2 separate regions of the Homo sapiens genome follow, and region 1 is linked to region 2. The links are chromatin contacts, found by Hi-C or POLR2A ChIA-PET in ENCODE. All regions are on one chromosome and are shown on one strand. Each heading gives the region's core, a stretch centred on a gene start or an enhancer-like site at or near the end of the contact. The rest is flanking DNA. Distances are from core to core; before and after follow the strand shown. Region 1 overlaps FOXP1 (forkhead box P1). Region 2 overlaps FOXP1 (forkhead box P1).

Region 1 (4,100 bases), core at 446-2,945, 80 kb after region 2:
GAGTTAATATCTGTTGAAGAAGTGAAAAAATCGTTTTGACATGAATATAACTATCACTGGGTTTTACATTAATGTGATAACTTGGGAAGGGGTGAAAACAATTGGATCATTTTATGCATGCTGTTCTTAAAATGAAAACACTGGCTTTTCATTTAAATTTATTTAAATTTTTGTTGTTAGTGGTATAGAATTTGTTTTTTGGAGTGAAACTCAATTAACTTTCTCAGTGGCATGGTAGTAAGTCTGAAATTGGTTGCTAATATGAGAATGATGGTTTTTACTGTAAAATAAACTACATGAAGACCGAAAGGAAACCACCATTTTTCTCTTTCTTTGAACTTTGCATCAGAAGGTCTTGATATACATACCATTTTATGGATGTATCAGATCAAGGTCATGTGTTAGGTTAAGTGAATGCAGTTGTTTGTAAAGTATAGTTATTAGCCAGAACATGTAAGCTCTGAAAGGGCTTGGATAGTCCTTTTAGTTGTAAAAGTCTCTCTGATCTTTTGAATCATACTCAGAATTAGGAACACTGATCTTGTTCTTTTCTTGAAGAAACTTTTCTTTTTTTTTTGCTACAGTTTGGGAAGGGTTAGTTTTCCTTTTATAATTGTTAGCCATAATGTGGCTAAGACCTCCACCTCGATACGATTGCTAGCAGATTAAGGATATTAGATAATTTCCTTCTATTTATTGTACTACTGCACTGTATTATCTTTCTATCACTCAGATAATTACTGAGGAAATCTACATTAATTTTTTTGGCTGAAGCAAGGCCTGCTAAACACAGGAATGATGTATTGATGTTTTACACAACAAAAGTTTTCCTCCTGTCATTGTCCAATCAACAAAAAGATATTTATCATATCGTAAAGCCCCTTCTTTTCAAGAACAAAGCAGATGGGGGAAGCAGGACAAGCCACCAGACCTGGGAGTTTCTGAGACTAAAGCCATGTTAAGGCATCTGAAGCTTAGACTGTCGTTCATGTTAAACTCACAGTCGAGTACGATGTTGTTTGCTAAATTATGAATGTGTGTAATTAAAATCTAGTGGCTGTTTCTGTGAAAGATTTACAATGTTATTTCATCGTTTGTCATGGCTAATTAACAATATTAGATGAAGTTTTTCTTCTTCAAAGGTCTGATTTTTTCTCATTTATTTATGTCAGAAGTGATAAACAGAGTAGTTAAAAGCTTCTGCCGGTGCAGGCAGGGAGGGAGGCAACTTGTTCTTTTACACCTCAAAGGTTCGGGGTTCAGACCCCTTCAGACTAGAGTGATGCAGTCTTCTCTCTAGTGTGCATAATTAAAAATTTCAAAGTCTAAAAGTTTACATCTTGATGACAAAACTCAGACCTTTCAAACTGGGGGGAAAGCTGGCTTGATGGACGAATTATGTGTTTATGGGAGCGGGCAGTAGAAAGATAACACGCTCATCTCCCCACCCCTCCTCAGAGGAGGTATGCTTTGTCCCTTTTAAACCTTGACACGGAGCCCTCCACTGAGCTCCAGTGACCATTCTCAGCATTTGATGATGATGGTGAGTTTTGAAGTGTCCATACTTTTAACCTTCCTTGGGAAGTGGCCATCTCATTTTTTCTTCCTGATTTCTTACAGCAACAGCAGGTGGCTACCCAGCAGTTGGCTTTTCAGCAGCAGCTTTTACAGATGCAGCAGTTACAGCAGCAGCACCTCCTGTCTTTGCAGCGCCAAGGCCTTCTGACAATTCAGCCCGGGCAGCCTGCCCTTCCCCTTCAACCTCTTGCTCAAGGTATGCGTTGATTTTACAGAAGGCATAGCTCTGTGAAGACTTTGGGTGGAGGTGGTGGGTTGTCTCTTGGTATATTTGTTAAGGACATTGTCCATCAAAACATGCACATAGATTCTTTTAAGAAAAGTGGAGTGGGATAATGATGGACCCATGTAGAAGGTGAAATGCTTGTTGATGCCAAAATGAAGTCTCAGGGTGGTCTGAAGGCTTAGCTGTAACAGAGCAATCCCACTGTTGGACACTCTTGGAGTAAGAGAATGAGGCGCTACTTTTCACTTACTGAGCATTTTAATGGACTCTTGCAGTGTTTCTGTTTGGAACCACAAAGGAATTTTCCTGAGGGCTTTTATTATTCATTTAAGACATTTTATACCATGTAACATGTGCTATTTTAAATCTTAGTAATGCTTTATAAATGCCATGTTTTAATATCTAGGGATAAATTCAGGTTTATTTTTCTGTAAACGATAGAAATCAACCACTTTCTCTTATAAAAAGGAAAACTTTGTTTAGTTTCCTTTTTTTTTCTTTTTGCATTCATCTGTTGATTTTTGAGCAAATTAGTTCTACACTCATCAGAACAGGTACCACTTCCATCTCCAGTTCCTCAACAACTGAGATCACATGAAAAGTAAGATTTTATACATTTAGTAAATTTCTTTTACAAAGCCCACTGACATTTTATCCCAAGGGTGATGGACATCAGAAACAAATGGGAACTCTAGGTGTTTTTAGGACATCCTCTTGGTTTAAGCAACTCTGACTTTCACATATGTAATGTGAAAGCAGATGGATTATTCAGAACTAGAAAGGAAGGTGGGAGGGAAGGAGGAAGGGATGTCAAGAGGGAGGGAGGGCGGACAGGCAGGCAGGAAGGAAAGAGAAAGTAGAAAGTGCCATGCCTGTGTTTTGAAACACAATTCCTCCATCTATGCATGGTAGGGCAGATTTGAGTTGCCTCCTCAAGGGCAGCAGTTCTTTGAACTCTAGTAGATTTGGATGTTGGTTTATATGTACCTTAAAGGCTGATAGCTAAAGCCACTGCTGTCTTGGATTCAGTTGCCTTCTAAAGAAGGTTAAAAATGTGGAAACTCCTTCGTGTTGCTTAAAGCATGGCCATTTGTTTGGTAACTTTTGGTGTCAAGTGAAGTCAGGGAAGCATGTCTGCATTTGAATCTTTTCCCTTGAGTCCACCACACCCAACTTCTGTCCCTTATGAGGCTGATTTTGTTTTTAGTATCGAGACCAGGGCTTTTTCCTCTTAACTTCTCTCTTGCCCCTCCACTCCTTTCTGCCATGACTGCTCAGCTGCTTGATACATACTCAGCATCTCCATTGTCAAAATAGAAGATGTCGTAACTGAGCAATACAAGGAGAAAAGAAAGAATATATATATGTACATCAGTTAATGCATTTTTGTGCTTGCAGAATGTCATAGCGTGTGTTAATTACACCTTTGGGTTTATTGTTGGAAATATGGCAGGCTGTTCTGACACACCTACCGGACTTGAGCTCCAACCTCTCTCATCAAGTTTGCTCACTAAGGTTCATTGTTATAGTACATCAGTTAAGCTGTCCAAAAGAGGGCAATTGGGCAGTGACAAGACAAGCTCATGTGTAATGTGAAAGAAATGAATGTGGTGATGCATGAAGTGTAATCTCTGCAGTAACATATCAGAGACACTGGTAGGTAATTCACTAGTCATGGCATTGATTGATAGGCTTAGCAGTCTGCTATAACTATTAGCCCCTGCAGCATTAGGAAGAAGCATATTTGAAATCTAAGGGGTGCCTCTGTGTGTGCCCAAGATGGCATAAATGTAAATATAAATATTTCTGGTGTCAGGTTCTTGCAGTAAAGTGAACTACCAGTGTTATTTCCATCTCTCTGAATCAGGAGGTTGGTTTTGTCCCCCCACTCCCTCACCTCAAGTGGCTAGAGAATTCAGTCATGTTGGACTAGAACACAATTTTTTTTTATCAGAGAGATGATGGCTTAAAACTGATGTCATTATGAGGTTTAAATCAACTTTCTGCTTGCTTGAACATGGTCACCTGGGTATGGATGTACAAGGACAAAAAAAGGTTGATCAACTCTGTTTGTCTTTGAGCCAGTGATACCTGGGGTTGTAAAATTGAGTTCCATGAACAGTAATCTGTCATCTGTCCCCACAACATACATTTTTTAAACCTGTGCCTGCATTTTCTTTTATAATGAAGGGGCCAGTTGTCCTGGAAAAAGAAATGTTGCAAGACTTGGGGGTTATCTGTTAAAAATACTGGTAATGCCCACTTCATAATGAAATCATCAAGATTATTTTACATA
Region 2 (4,162 bases), core at 960-3,459:
TTCCCTGACCCCCAACTTCAGTTTAATTGGTAAGCCAGGTGTTAATATTTCTTTTTTAACTATATGGTGGTCAGGGAATAGACAGGAAATGGAAAATAAGCTCTTTTGATCTTAAGAGAATTGTTATTACTGTGAACCTCGTTTGCTAGTCCGCAGTCTAAATATTTTTAAATTTTAGTATCTAAAACAGCATCTATTAGAATAGAGAAAGAAATATGCTCTGGGGTTGTCCAAACCTCTCATAGAAGAAACATTTAGATACATAAAATAATTGTATGTATGTGTGTGTGCATGTGTGTGTATTGCTATCGCTATGGTGGCTTTTTTGAATGTTCAGAAGTTGTTCTCTTTTGCAAGAAAAAATAAGATGTTTGCGACTGCCTTAAGGACAATTTGTTTAACAGTAGGAGTAATTGCAGGGAAAATGGAAAGAGTGACTGAAGGTATTTACTCAGATGTTAGTGTAGGTGTGGGGGCCGAAAACTCAGTGTGGGAACAGTGGGCTGCTTTTCTTGGTATCTTAGTCTATTTGATGACCATCAAATTTCCCAGCTCGCTCGTTTTGTTTTTTCTGGATGGCATGTTTGATTATTTATCAGAAGGGGAAGGGAGTAGCTGAAGCAAATAAACATGTGACCAAGTTCTGTTTTGTTTTCCACTCCGAAAGCCATGCCCTTTAACAGATATACAGAAAATAATAAATGCATTGTCTTATGATAAAAGGAAATTATATGTGTCTTTTTTTTTTTAAGGCAAGTGAGTTAACCCTTAAGGCTCAGGAGGCTTTTTGCCTTCTGAGAATTTGCCAGGCTTTTTATTGAGAATTAGCCTATTGCAACTAATGGTTTTATGGGACAGGATTTCCCAGGATTACTTGGTTCATTAATTTAGCTTTTTCTAGACAGTTCACTTAGGAATGTCTGCCTCAGTAGTTCGACTGTGTGGTGTATGTGTGTGTGTTTTAAATAATAATACCATTGGACAAACCAGTGACTCTTACCGTTTTGTCGAAGGCTATATTCTGATGTTTAAAGCTAAACATGAATAGCTCAACTAAAGGAAAGTATACCATAGTGTCTGTGGCTAGGGTACAACGTAATTTATCAGAGGCCAACATTTTGCCCCTCTCTTTAAAGATGTTAGGCAGGTGCTGTAATACAGAGAGTCTACTTATATGTCTGTGTCCCTCAGAAATACCTTCTAGTCTTTAATATTATGTAACCCATTTCATTATCTTCAAGGCTGTCATTATCTCAAATTGATTCCTCCAGAGGCCAAGGGAAAGGCTCAAATCTATATTAAATTTAGATTTAAAATTTGCGTTTTTTTTTTTTTTAGTTCTCAAGTGGGGTTTGCATGGCTTTGTGAAATCATTCTTAATATGTAGGCATTCACTGATATATGTGCGCATACTGGCACATTCTTTAAATACCGGAACATGATTTTCTGTAGGGGCTTCCTTACTTCTCCACATCCTGAAGAAGTGATGTGCGTGATTCTAGCACAGTGCCTGGCCCAGTCGTATCAAGACCTATAAATCACAACTGAAAATCTGTTTCATTGCCTATACTGTTTTGGAATGTGAATTGAAAATATGCACACAGAAGGGATTCCCTCTTCCTTGACTATATAAGGGAACGGTGCAGCAGAGGCTCAGATACAGTGCAACTTTCATGAGTATTGCCCTGCAGATAACTAGGAGGTTGCTTTGCCCTTGAGAAGACAAGGATGGAAGCAGTGGCCTTTCCGCCTCTCTCCAAAAGGCAGTTGGGTTGGATAATCATACTTTGTATTTATACGGAGCCCTTTGTCTGTAGAAATCAAAGTGCCTGACTAATGCTAACTTGTTAATACTCAGAACACCCCAGGGACATAGGTAGGCTGCAAAGATTATCCCAGTTTTGAGGTGGGAAAATGTCCTGTTGTTAAAATCATTTACAATTTCCGGGTGTGTCTGTATTTAATGCTCAGGCTAGACCTGGAAGCGCTGTGATCTAGAGATCATGAGAAGCATTTTTTCCTGTGACATAGTCAGCCCTGACCACAGGCAGTCTCATGAGAAAGTGTTTTACCATGAAGAAACTGGCCTGGAAAATATAGCTAGTGCATGATGTTGATGGTTGGGGGAGGGAGGAGGTGGTGAAGACTAATCGTTCTTTATTTTAATCTATTTAGGGTCAAAGGATGTATTTTTTTTAAAGATACAGCATGGGCTGAAACTTCTGATTTTTGTTTTGTTTCTCTTTAACTCAATATGATGTTGGCAATTTAACTTCCACAAAAATCAAGTCAAGTTTGTTCTTTGTGAAGAAACAGATACAGTACTGCTTATGGGCGCTGCAAAGTTAAGTCAGCGGTTGCTCTGTAGTTTCATGCTTTGGGGGCAAAAGAATTGAAACCTGCTGTTAACCTGGTATGGTACTGTGTGATTCTTCAATTCTGGAGTGCCGTGGGCCTCCTTCCTGGGTTTCTAAAGCACAGTGTAAAAATTAGACAAGTGCCATTTACTGTTCAGACTCCTTCGTTGAAAGCTTTTCCAGAAAACTCCACAGTAGGGTGGAGGTGCCTGGGTTGTTTGGCTCCTGAAGCTGTTTGTTTGTTGGAACCTGAATATAGAAATTAGATTTGAAAAAAAAATCTCTACTCAAAATGTGCTTTTAATTTCAAAATGTAATTTTCAAAAGACCATACAAAATGATTCCAGTTTTTGCTTAAGAAATATTCTTTTCTTTTTTCTTCTTTCTTTTTTTTTTTGTTTTTGTTTTTTTTTTTTGTTTGTTTTTTTTTTTCTTTTTGGTTTGTTTGTTTCGTTTTTTTCTTTGAGACAGAGTCTTGCTCTGTAACCCAGTCTGGGGTACAGTGGTGCTATCTCAGCCGACTGCAGCCTCCATCTCACGGGTTCAAGGGATTCTCATGCATCGTCCTCCTAAGTAGCTGGGACTACAGGTGTGCACCATCACACCTGGCTAATTTTTGTATTTTTAGTAGAGACGGAGTTTTGCCATGTTGCCTGGGCTGGTCTCCAACTCCTGGGCTCAAGCGGTCTCCCTGCCTCGGCCTCCCAAAGTGCTGGGATTACAGGCGTGAGCCACAGTGCTTGGCCCAAGAAAATTTCTTTTCTTTTCTTTTTATTTTTATTTATTTGATTATTTTTTTGAGACAGAGTCTCACTCTGTGGCCCAGGCTAGAGTACAGTAGTGTCATCTCGGCTCACTGCAAGCTCTGCCTTCCGGGTTCACGCCATTCTCTGGCCCTAGCCTCCAGAGTAGCTGGGACTACAGGCGCCTGCCACCACGCCTGGCTAATTTTTTTTTTTGTATTTTTAATAGAGACGGGGTTTCGCTGTGTTAGCCAGTATGGTCTCGATCTCCTGACCTGGTGATCCGCCCGCCTTGGCCTCCCAAATTGCTGGGATTACAGGTGTGAGCCACCACGCCCGGCCAAAAATTTCTTTTCTTAATCATATCCCCAAATGCTGACAATGTGTCATTGCAGGTGATGGTGTCATATTTTTTATTTTTCTCCCAATTCATGTATACATTTTACATATCTTCTACCATGAAGTTATTACTTTCATAATCTATAGTTATACAGCACTTTTCAAAATCACTTGTTACTTATTGAGTGTGAGGCTCTAGACTATGCACTTTACATGTATCAATTTGACATAGGTACTTTCAGTTCCTCCCATTCTTATTGAAGAAGAAACTAAGACACAGAGAGGTTAAGTAACTTGTCTCAGGTCACACAGCTAGCGAATGGTAGAATTGGGCTTCAAATCCAGACACAGTGATTGGTGTGCATTCAACCACTATGTATGCTGCTTCTGTGGACATACATTAATGTTTTTCAAAGCAAACTTCTATTTCTTTGTAATTTCTGTTATTCTCTCAGGGTCAGTAATTCCCCCATATTCCCAGAGAATCCTTACTTCTTCATGCCTGGAGACTCAAGTTCCATCTTATGCTAAACCATGGTTACTGGAAGTTCAAAAGATCATTGTCACTTTTTGAGCACAACTCTGTGAGCACAACTGTGTATCAGATGACCAAAGTTTTTTTCAGATTCCCTCTTAAAGAGTTACTAATTCCTCAACCAAACCAATCAAATCTGTATTTCTTTGCCTCCATAAGATGTAATCTTTCTAAAGTTCATTACAAAG

What was found. A loop is a pair of places that touch in the nucleus more often than their neighbours do. ChIA-PET counts read pairs that join two places held with the same protein, here RNA polymerase II (POLR2A). Pooled maps may share reads with other maps.
Region 1: a loop to region 2 is called in a pooled map, with 2.6 times the contacts of the local background. The contact joins two enhancer-like sites. A Hi-C loop is called at or near these places in 3 of 168 maps with a recorded cell type or tissue (PC-3, Right ventricle myocardium inferior and heart right ventricle) and 5 of 50 pooled maps. POLR2A ChIA-PET finds 5 or more read pairs at or near these places in 8 of 52 experiments (A549, CD4-positive, alpha-beta T cell, Panc1 and 4 more).

Annotation. Positions count from the first base shown.
Region 1 is chr3:71,044,616-71,048,715 of GRCh38, reverse strand. FOXP1 (forkhead box P1) reads left to right here. Exons shown (of 21, transcript NM_001349338.3): 10 at 1,621-1,774. Among named protein-coding and RNA genes, the nearest start is that of FOXP1-AS1, 240 kb to the left of the region's middle. Within about 2 kb of position 1,695, at least 4 of the 41 ENCODE cell types and tissues checked have a DNase peak (open chromatin) inside an H3K27ac peak, as active enhancers do.
Region 2 is chr3:71,125,483-71,129,644 of GRCh38, reverse strand. The region is part of intron 6 of FOXP1 (forkhead box P1); the gene reads left to right. Among named protein-coding and RNA genes, the nearest start is that of FOXP1-AS1, 160 kb to the left of the region's middle. Within about 2 kb of position 2,209, at least 10 of the 41 ENCODE cell types and tissues checked have a DNase peak (open chromatin) inside an H3K27ac peak, as active enhancers do.